Linked DNA regions of Homo sapiens: region 1 is linked to region 2. A link is a contact called in ENCODE Hi-C or POLR2A ChIA-PET data. All regions are on one chromosome and are shown on one strand. The core of a region is the stretch at or near the end of the contact, and the rest is flanking DNA. Distances in the headings are between cores, read along the strand shown.

Evidence for each region. A loop is a pair of places that touch in the nucleus more often than their neighbours do. ChIA-PET counts read pairs that join two places held with the same protein, here RNA polymerase II (POLR2A). Pooled maps may share reads with other maps.
Region 1: a map of natural killer cell shows a loop between it and region 2 (10-fold over the local background). The contact joins the enhancer-like site here to the promoter of TMEM161B in region 2. A Hi-C loop is called at or near these places in 5 of 168 maps with a recorded cell type or tissue (CD4-positive, alpha-beta T cell, CD8-positive, alpha-beta T cell, Caco-2 and 2 more) and 11 of 50 pooled maps. POLR2A ChIA-PET finds 5 or more read pairs at or near these places in 4 of 52 experiments (OCI-LY7, activated CD4-positive, alpha-beta T cell, activated CD4-positive, alpha-beta memory T cell and 1 more).

What each region holds. Positions count from the first base shown.
Region 1 is chr5:88,199,724-88,205,572 of GRCh38, reverse strand. It overlaps TMEM161B (transmembrane protein 161B), which reads left to right. Exons shown (of 12, transcript NM_153354.5): 9 at 2,498-2,611. Among named protein-coding and RNA genes, the nearest start is that of TMEM161B, 66 kb to the left of the region's middle. Within about 2 kb of position 1,457, at least 3 of the 41 ENCODE cell types and tissues checked have a DNase peak (open chromatin) inside an H3K27ac peak, as active enhancers do; they include CD4-positive, alpha-beta T cell, CD8-positive, alpha-beta T cell and natural killer cell, where a contact is called at or near this core.
Region 2 is chr5:88,266,746-88,272,248 of GRCh38, reverse strand. TMEM161B (transmembrane protein 161B) reads left to right here and starts at 3,404. Exons shown (of 12, transcript NM_153354.5): 1 at 3,404-3,528. The coding sequence starts at 3,526. It overlaps TMEM161B-DT (TMEM161B divergent transcript), which reads right to left and starts at 3,367. Exons shown (of 3, transcript NR_039995.1): 1 at 3,222-3,367; 2 at 1,664-1,723. RefSeq lists enhancers at 3,238-3,427, 3,118-3,617.

The DNA of each region.
Region 1 (5,849 bases), core at 208-2,707, 65 kb after region 2:
TCAAAATTTATGTTATTTCTAATTCAGGGGCTTATACTGCAATCTCTACAACTAAACTGAGGATCCATAGAAATTTCCCTTAAAAAATAAGATCATTTTACTTTAAAATATTGTTTTAAATTTTCATATATATCTATTTAAATTAACTTTTTAATGTAAAATTTTACTTAAAAACATTTTAAAACTTAAAGTTGTATGTAAGAGGTGTTTGTTTTCCTTAAGTTACTGACCTGCTTATTAGACTCTTATTAAAATAATACATTATTTTGGGATTGTTAGTACTCTACAATGTTATATGTTGTACATTACTTCTAACTACCAAATTCTATTTTAGTTCTGAAGTTATATGTTAGTTTGGACAAGTCACATTTCATCTTCATATGTAGTTCAAAGCCCATTTACTATATTCTTTGTGCTTGTCACAGATTTTTTTTTGTTGATGTAGACATCTTGGCAGAAAGATAGGCTTATATCTACTTCAAATCATATGCAGATCAAAGTTCCTGTCTCATCGTTTTGTTTTGCAGTAGAAGCCCAACTTGAGAATATTTCATTTTGATATGTGTATTTATAACCATTAAGTTTATCTGGGTAATCTTATTTCCTAACATTTCTATTCTTTAAAACCTATTTTTAATGATGCTGATTCTTTAGTCTTTTCACATTCTTGTCTCTCTTACCTGTCATTTCCCTTTAATTTAATTTTGACTGTCTTTTTTTTTTAACCTCACTTCCATTTTTCTACATAAGCTTTGTACATGTGTTTACTTACTATCGCCTCCCACTACACACTCCTTCATCCCTCTTCTTTTTTTTTTCTCCTTTTACTCAGTGTGCTTTTGGCTGCATCCCGTCTTTCTCCCACCACCCGTCTCCCTAATGGCTTCTTTTAAGACAAAACCTGGTTCTCCCCCTCCTCTCTGCACACACACTTCAGTCCACTAACCCCAGTGTTATGATTTAAATAAGCTGAAAAGGGTGGGTGGAGGGGAGCCCTTCACAAGCTACTGAAACCGCTGTGGGCTGCTCCTTGATACTAGAGTGTTCCCTAGCAACACTGCATACCTAATACTGCTGCTTTCTTCCCCACATCCGATGGTTTACCCAGTCTGTGGGATGAAAGAATCACTTTATAAAAACATTTAAAGCATTTGGTGGTGGTTGGAGGTGGAGTGCACATTTTAGTGTCCTTTTTAGTAAAATGTGGCTTCATTTTAAGATTTTTTCCCTTGGGGGATTTGGGGTTTTATTTTATTTTCAGTTTATTGCAGCCCCTCATTGTGTTGTAGCACTCTGCCTTGATACAAGGGTGTGGGCAAGCTAGTTCTGTTGTGAGAGTAACATGACTGGCACAAAGAGCAGCATTCTCTTCACCCCCATGGCTAGGCACTAGGATGTGTTTTTATATCAGAGGTTAGAGCGGGAGTTCTGCCTTTCCCTGTTAGGTGTTTGTGGCTTCCTGACCCAGCCCTGTTCACTCACACAGATCACTGTCTGCCTATGTAGTGATACTTTAAAATGTGGTGTTTGTGTGTATTTTGAACCCTCCAGTTTAGCTCTTAAGTGTGGTTGATAATGAAAGCAGTTTATGGTAATAAAATGGGTGAAGAATTTGCGTTTTTTCTAAAATAAGAAAAATTTTTATCAGCCATCTATCTCTGTAGGATACAAACTTGGACAATTAACAATGAAGTTATAGCGCAGACCTGAAACCTTTGCTGTATTAGGTATATTGCCTTGTCAGGAGTAATGCAAATTATATATATATATATATATATATATATATATATATATATATATATATATATATATATATATATATGATAGGGAAATTATTTCAAGTGTGTTCATACTCATTCAAAAAGAAATTAAAATGTGGAATCACTTAACGATTGTTAACAATGGAAGTTAAAAATTATAAATGATCATTACACGTTAAAAGGTTCCTCAGTTGCGGGTTGTTGCAGTAGGTTCCGTCTGCCATATGCCTTCTAGTAATATGGACCTGGCTAATCACTATCATTTACTTGTAGATAATGAGGAGACACTTTGTTTCAGTTGCCCTAGAAAGTATCAGACGACTCTTCTGTACTGAAAATCCATTAGATTCGTTGACTATATAAAGTTAGAATCATTAAATACCTGCTTATTAAATCAGGAATAAAGTATGAGATTATTAAAGAATACTAGAATAGAAGTGAACAAATCTGAATTTTAGTCCTATATTTACATTAACTTATTGCCAAGAGCAAGTCATTTAACTTTTCTGTATCTAAATGTTCTCATTTGAAAAATTAAGATAATGATATAATTTCTCACAGGCTCAAATCAGTGTTAAATCATAATGATAAATATAAAATGATGGTGACAGTAGTATCGTAAGTAGTAGAATACTGCAAATAAGCTCCTACCTCCATTTTAGTAAGACCCCAGCTTCTGTAGTTTATTAGCACGTGCTGTTTCTGAATTTTTATATTTATTTCTTACGTACTTTCAGAACTTTACTTCATATCAACTTCTTGGCACCTTTATTTATGGTTCTGCTCTGGGTAAAACCAATCACCAAAGACTACATTATGAACCCACCACTGGGCAAAGAAAGTATCCCTTTGTAAGTATGGGCATTTGAGGGCTGATTTTTATCACCAAAACTGCTTTACTAAATGTTATTTACTGTATTTCGTTTTCAGTGATAAAATCAGGACACTGTATTTTTCAGACATTAATAGGAATGCTAAAAGATGTGTTAGAAAATTGAAACTACAGACCATCATGTAACATTTTTGTGATCTTTATTAGTTAATGTTAATGATTATTACCTTGCACTAATATTACCTTACACACTATTTTTTTCCTCCTCTTTATGTCCAGTCGTCATCATTTTTCTGTTGTCATTGTGGCTATTGTTCAGATACCTTCTGGAGTTCTTTTGTTTTAATTTTGAAAATTATGGAGGAAAAAAGTATAAATGGAAACTCATATACTCAACTCCTATGTTTGACAGTTGTTAACATTTTCCATATTTGCTTCATCCATTCTTTGTTTTGTTTTTTGATGAAGGATTTTTGAAGTAAATTAGAGACATAACAGTTTTATCCCTTAGTACTTTCTTTAGTTTGCACCTCTAAAAAAAATAAGGATATTTTCCTATATAACAATAACATCATCGTACCTAACAGTTATCTAATACTAATACCTTAATATTATTATCTAATACTAGTTTATATTTCTACAGTTAGGCAACTGTATTTTAGCAGAAGAAGATGGTGAGGAAACAAACAGTTTATTAATAGGCATTAATAACTAGACTTGATCTGTTAGCCTTGTAGAACTGTTAGAGTAATAGAAAGTTTCAGACAGAACTGGTTCAAACTCCAGCTCTCCTCCTCACTAAAATCTTCATTTGAGGCAGGTTATTTAACTTCACTGAGCCTCTGTTTCCCCATCTGGAAGATGAAGATAATAGTATCTAACTCACAAGGTTATCATTGGAATAAATGAAAGAACACATGTAATGCAACCAGCTGGAATTAAGTGCTTAATAAATGTTCTTTTCACTGCTTTGCCTCATCAGAATTAAAATAGAAATACTTGACTAGTCATTGACTCCGCAGTGTACCTTTTGTATTGTGTCCTTCTTTTAGATCCTGGTACCAGTTTGTCTTGGAATATATATAAAATCAGTGATGACCATGATAATTTCTCTTTTTAGAGTTAATCCTATTGAACCCAGGAAATAGCCACTGAAAAAGTAATGCTTCCCCGCCGCCGACACACACTAATTACCTTAATGGTAATTTAACTTGACAGATTCCCTAAGTATTGAAAAGTAATTCTAAGGATCTAAGGTTCTAGAAAAGTCTCAGAGAAACTACTAATTCATATCTTTGATACTGAAAGCATTCCCAATCCTTCCTTGAGATTTTGGTCATGGAAACTGGATTTCATACTCCTGTAACTATGTTCCCTGATTTTTATATTTGCCTTAGTTAAATTGAGAAAATAAGGAAACTAGCATTTATAAAACACTTATATACCAGTTATTATGTGAGATATTCATACTTTACATATTGTATCTTCTTATGGTAATTGTCCATTTGTTGCTGTTGTCATCCTATTTTATACATGAAATAACAGGCTCAGAGGTTAAATAATTTGACTAAGGTTATTCAGCCAGATCGCGTGTACATAAAACACTTGGTAGTTATACCAACATTCACTTCCCACTTCCAGTCTGATTAAACTTCATGTGGATTTATTAGTAATGAATACTTTATTTAATAGAAATGGGAATAAGGAACTTTTCCCTTGTGTGTATATTAAATTATAGGAAAAATATTGTTTGTATATAAAGACCTGAGGTTCTCTTTCTATAGCTTTTTCCCCCCTTTGTCCCATCCCCATTTCTGACCTGTTTCATAAGCATTCCAAGCAAAATTATAGTTTTACCTCTGCTCTCTTTTATTCTTCTTTAATTTGAATTCGTGGTTAAGTTATTAGAGGCAGTTTTTAATTTTTGTTAAAAATCTAAAATGCATGTGATAGATTGTGAAAAAATGGCTGCCCATCAAAGAGGGTAGGATGAAGGAAAAATAAAGTGACAGGTTCTTCTTCTGTCACAGACAAATTGGTTTGTGGAAAGGTCTTTGTAATCAGAAGCAAAAATATGGTATAATGTAGTTTCAACCCAGAAATGTGTTTGAGTCCATCATGTGTTCTGATAAAGCATTGAAAAAAATAAAATATGGTAAACAGAGTCCATGTGTGCTCATAATCTCCTAAGAAGAACACAGCATATACAGGAAAGCTCAGAATGGCATCAGGAATTTAAGGTGGTTTCTTCTGCCTGTTCTTTCCCTATATACTTTAAGCTCCTCCTCATGCTCCTTCTTGAGATACTCTATCAGATCAACTTCTTCAGATATTTATGATGGTATGGAATAATCTAATTAGAAAGTACTATTTAATGACTATTATCCTAAATCCTCAACTCATAAACTGAACAAATAATTTTCTAGTTCACTACCTTATTCTGTTCCTTTCATTCACGTTACCTGTTATCCTCAAAGGCTGTGAAATAGCTGTCTTCAGGCTGCTCCCAGTTAGTTGTCCTTGTTGCACAACTGGAGGGAGCACAGTATTGTTTATAGGTCCCCAGGAAAGGGTCAAGGCTGTGGGTAGGCTTGTGTCTTACGTACTGTTACTCTCACATGATGGCTCCTAAATCTCATTGTTCATTGTAGTGGAAACATGTTGATAAAATGTTATGCCTTTATCTTTCTTAGCCAACATTGCTTTTCCATTGAAATTTTATGTCCATGTCCCCTCATGACTTAATAAAAAGAAATGAGAGAGTATATATAGTAAAGCCTTTGTCCCATCCCCATTTCTTACCTCCATTTCATAAACAGTTCGAGCAAAATTTTACACTTCAAATTTTCCTATATTGTAGTTTTAGTTATGAGGGTTTTTTTTTTAATCTTTTCTCATTTGTTCTTTATATGCATCCATTCTACCGTCATGTTCTTAAGAATTTCAGGGAGACCCTTCTGAGTTCCAGGTTTTATCTGGCAAATGAGTCTGTGCATTACAATAGTCATTTTAAGTGCCTGATAGGTACTAGATATAAGACTAGATGCCAAGGGTGGTCTAGTCACTACATTCAAATTACTTGCAATGTAGTTCTTCATCAGAGCAGAAACCCATGGTCTTTTAAAAACATTAAACACCAAAAGGACATCAGAAGTTATCTCTTCTTTCTAAAAATTCTTTAAGCAGCCCTCATCAGTGGTCTGGTTTCTGAAATGGTGTCCTTCCGTTATGTATTTTCACCTGGAATCTTAACCTTA
Region 2 (5,503 bases), core at 2,155-4,654:
CCTCTTGGACCCAAGTGATCCTCCCACCTCAGTCTCCTGAGTAGCTGGAACTACGGGCACACCCCATCACACTCAGCTAATTTTTAAATTTTTTGTAGAGAAGAGGTCTCACTATATTGCCTAGGCTAGTCTCCAACTCTTGTGCTCTAGTGATCCTCCCACCTCAGCCTCCCATAGTGCTGCAATAACAGGAGTGAGCCACTGTGCCTGGCCTCAAATGCTGTTTTAACTTAGACAATAAACATTTTCCATTAGAAAGACTAGTCTAATGGCTCTTTAGAACAGCTAGATAAAATTCCACTAAGCATATATAACAATTGATCAATCTTATCGTCTGTAAGACTGCAACAAACTTTTTACCATTATAGGTATTACTACAAATAACGTCTTTGTCATAAAGCATTTTAAGGGCAATTTAAATGAAGTAACTGTTTACAACATTCACTTAAATGATATTTGTTATGGGGAAGGCGAGAAAACAAAACAAGGTCCCAGCTGTGGAGGAATTTATAGTCTAATTAGGAAAACAGTATATGTTAGGGGAAAAAAAACTACAATGAAAGCATACGACACTTAACCTTGTTCAGAAACAGTAATTTCTTAGCAGAAAAACTAAGCAGAACATTTTGCAAAAAATATGGACTGAACTGCGAAAAAGTGATATATCTTAATGGTTTAAAGAGTTCCAGGTCAGTGTGGGTATCGTACTTTTTGTTGGTCTTGAAAGCATTTGAGAACAGTTCTCATTCAGGACATTTCAACTCATCACAAAGCCCGAATGGTAAGCAACCAAGACTTTTCTCAAAGATTATGCTCCTAATTCCCTTGCTGAAACTACTGAATTTCTTTTCATCTCCATCTATCTTTTCTTCCCTTTCATAACTGTCCCCTTTCTTTGTATCTTTGTCAAAGACACTCACCTATTTTAAATAATGGAAACAGAGAAATTACTGTACTTCAAGGCAGGCAACCAATAGATAATAATATTATTCTACCAAAAAAAAAAGACTGGGTGGCACTACCTTAAAACATATATCCATTTTAATCATTAAATAGCATTACTTATATAACAGATTTTTCACATGTAATTGAGAGAACTGTGTGAAACAGAACATTAAAAGATATTAATCAAGAGTTATTCATCAACTTGCCATACAACAAATAAGGAACACTGCACTCTGTGATCTATTAAAAATGATAAGCAGATAATCAAAACTGCGATTTCTTTTCATGGTTTTACTCTAGCAGGAATGGATTCCATTCTGATAGTAATTCCAGTTTTACTGTCACATAGAAGGAGATACTTTGCGAACCTCAATGACTGCCAGGTTTAGGACAGATATTAAGAACCACAGTGTCAGAAATGAAAGAGTACAACTTCACAGAATGTGTTGTCTCTGACAGGTTGATAGCCACTTACCTTCTCCATCTTTTCTTCCTCAAGGATAGCAGCTGCTTCCCACAGATACACCAACAGGCAATTCCAGCCCCTCTCTACCACACTTACCATTTGCAGGTGCCTGTGGCTTGTCTATTTACAACCTTGTCCCTACACAGCAGAAGCGGAACCCTTCAGGAAGTTCTGGATTCATCCTCAGCAGGATCTGTTTCACAAACTATTCTCCAGTCCCACCTTCCCTCCAGGTATTCTGTCAGTACTTACGATTCCCAGATCTTCTTTTAATTGTCACGCTGTTCGTCCCCTCACAAAATCAAGTTTAAACTAAAAAAAAAAAACAAAAAAAAAAACCCTCATACACTCAGTCTGTGTCCCCTTTCCTGACATAAAATAACTGGCCCTGTGCATGCTTCTTTTGGATGGCTGAGAACCCCGATTCCTTTGGGCCATTTACAGCTTGGATACCATACGCTCCAGGTACTTTGATAAGCAGGGTGAAATTTAATATCTATAACAACGCCTGCCTACTCAACCTTCTTAACTTCTCCCAAAACTTCCTAGTTTCCCTTCCCAATTCCAACTTCATAACAAAACATCACACTATGGCACAAAGTGAATTCATGGATGAAATTACTAACAGCTACAACTTAAGTAAGGACCCCAAGTCGTGAGACAAATTTCTGGGTTGAAAGTGCTCTGTATATCCATTTCAAGCCTGCCTCCAGTACGATGTCTCATTATAATCAAATAAAAAGGCAGAAAAAGTTGAATGGAATAGAGTTTGGAAAAAACACAAAATTAAAAGTTGTATGAGAGTTTCACTTATTTGCATCTGATATAAATATCTATACATCTATAGAAAAAAAAAACCCTCATACACTCAGTCTGTGTCCCTTTTCCTGACATAAAGCAACTGGCCCTGTGCAAGCTTCTTTGGGATGGCTGAGAACCCCGATATATCGATATATTTATAGATAGACGTCTACATATCTATCCAAATATCTATATCTATCCATATATCTACCTATCTATCTATCTATATATATATCTATATCTATCGATCGATATCTATCTATATCTATCTATCTAGACTTCCCTGGTGAGGGAGTGAACCGCTGCCTGACGGGGGCCAAGACTGGCAGAGCAGAGACGCGGTTTGTACATGAGGGGAGGTGGTGGCCAGAGCAAAAGTGAACCGCAGGCTAGGCAAAGACCACAGCACACAGCCATACAGGTGTCCAGGACCGTCAGATCCCAGAGCATCTATCTATATAGATAGGTATCTATATGGAAAACGTCCATATTGGAACGTATTAAAGAGGCAGAATTTTCTTCCTGGGTTCTCTGCTCTTGGTAGATGTTCTTCCGGCTTCAATTGCCACCTGTGAATAGTGAAGAAACTTCTCACTATGAGATTCCATTGCCCGGAAGGAGGGTAGAGCTACGGTACCCACTAAGGCAGGGAACAGAAGCAACAGACGGACAGGTCTGTGGAAATGAGGATATGCTAATAAGGGACCGAGTCAGGAAAACTAGAGGGTAACAAGAGGGCGTCAGTTAAGCTGAGACAAAATGACGGCCAAAGGTGGTCTTTACTCTCTCTAAATCACCTGGGTCTGGAGTCGACTCCCATCGCGCACCCTCACTCCCACCCCTGGCCCCCTCCCGCCCCCCACCCGCCCCCCTCCCTCTCCCCTCCCGCTCCCCACACCAACGTGTGCCTCCGTCACCTCTCAGACAGTGGATGCGTTCCTGTTGAAACCACCCAATCTACCTCAGGGTCCTCGCAAGCGCAGCCACCACGATCCGCCCGCCCACGTACCTGTGCTGCGCCTGCGCCTCCTCCGCTCTCTCAAGGTCAGCACCGCCCCCAGCCCACAACCTGGCACCCACGGAAGTTGCTTTAGAGGACGTCCTGCGTATCTTCACCTCTGCGTGGCGTGGGGTCGACGGCGCTCTGGAGAAGGGAGGAACTTCCTGTCCCGCGCGCGCACAACTTCCGGCAGAGCCGGAAGACCCTCTCTTTCGCTGTTTGAGAGTCTCTCGGCTCAAGGACCGGGAGGTAAGAGGTTTGGGACTGCCCCGGCAACTCCAGGGTGTCTGGTCCACGACCTATCCTAGGCGCCATGGTGAGTTCTTCTGTGAGGGCAGGAGTGACAACGGTGGGGCGAAAAGGGCGGGGAGGTCAGTACTGTGAAAAGAGCCATCAGGTGCTCTGCTCAGAATGGAGTTGAGACGTTGGGATGAGCTGCTGGGTAGGACCCACCACCTATCTCAGGGTGTCTGAGCCCCTGAGGAAGCAGCATTACGCCTACCTGTCTGGGAGACTAGCGGGCCGGAGGCAGGGGCGTATCTGTCAGGGAGTATGGACTGGGTAGCCTGCCTGTTCATGGCCCATTTACTGTGTATGGCCTGTGGCGCCAGGTGATCCCAGAGTTGACCTTGCCGGGTCAGTCACCTCTTCTGCGCCCCCTTCTCCATCCGCGGAACAGTGGCCAAGAACTTCAGATCTTAGAAATGCTTTTAGCCTCTCCAGGTGGACACAACGGGTCTCCTTGTATAAGATCAACACCTGTCATTTAAAGAAACGGTAGTCCCCTTATTCTTTACACTTAGCCATTTCATAATTGAAAAGGGTGTCAAATAAAAAACCCGAGTTTAGTAAGGACAGACTTTATTCGAAAGGAATATTGCAGGGGTGTGGAGGAAGGTTGAAGGAACTGTTGCAGTAGGGAGAATGACCGTAAGATTTGCATGCACCTTAAAGGTTAGGCAGAAAGGGTTTGTCTTTTGTTGGTAGGGGTAAATAAGATGTCAGGAATTGGGATGAAAATATGGGTATGATCCGGCAGTAACCAGATAATGTTTTACCCTGAGCCCATGTATTCTGAGGAGGAGCTGTTAGGAGAGGTTTGTATATGTTGTTTCAGACTGAGGGAAGGACAAAATTCAGGTACCCGAGAGAAGAGAATCTTAAAGTTTGGTTAATAAGTATTTTGTTCCGATTGATCTGTGGGACAGGTACTTCAGCAAGTCATTTACGAAGCAAAGGATGGGAATTAGAAGGGTCTAGTTATGGCCTTGTTATAGGTAAACAAGGGGTAGGGGGGTATGGATCAACCCTTAGTCTTATCTAAGTTCTACAGGAAAGATGATTCTTTGCAGTAAGCCAATTTCTCAGAACACAAACGGGGGCAAGGGGTTTCTTAACCTTTGCTGTTTTTCAAGATCACGGGGCTCTGGTGAAGTTCATTATTGTCAGTTTCTTCACCGTATACAAGATTTCAAACCCTCACTTGCAGAGGCTTCTGTCCTGGAATTTAGCTTCAGTTTGTCTTATATTTTCAGGGCCAAATATTGCCAACATTCAGTTAATGTGTGTGGTGATTGGCTTTTGAATGACTTTTAGAAACTTAGCTGAATGTAGAACAAAGACCTTCAAAATAATGTAGTTCCTGGTGCACTTTACCAGATAACCTATCTCTTTAAAGTTTTTTTTTTTAAGCCTCAGTGAATAATATGGTTTGTATTAAGAAAGTTGTTTTTCTTTTGTATCAGTGAAATTAGACAAGGATAGGGAAAACAGAACTGGGAGAAACCAAAGCCTAGTAATCACTCTTCCATCCCCATTTTTACAGAAGAAAGAATCTGGGGTCTAGAAATTGACAGTGATTTTTCTAAAGTAACAGTAGTTTGGCAGTCTGGACTAAAACTCATATTTTCATTTTTTAAATTTAAGATTAATTTTTGACTTTTTGGTCTGAAAAGTTGAAGGTAAAGTATAATTAAAATACTTAAGTTCATCATAGTCACAGAAAAGCTGAACATGAACTTGTTCTCAGTGTTTTGGAATACTAGAAGTAGAATCCTGCTTATCCTGTCGGTTCAAAAGAGATGGTTAATGTTTGGAACTAATGTAATCTTATGCTGTTTTTCTGAATGTCATTTTGGAACTAACTAGTTGGCTCTTTTCCTTCTGGAAGTGCTTATATTTCTGAGCTAATTATCTTGGCTGAGTTTTATCTTTCCCAGCTATGAAATTGATAATGTCTGTATATGCAAGTGTGGTTAATGCTTGGAATTTTTCAAAGGGAAGAGTTTAAC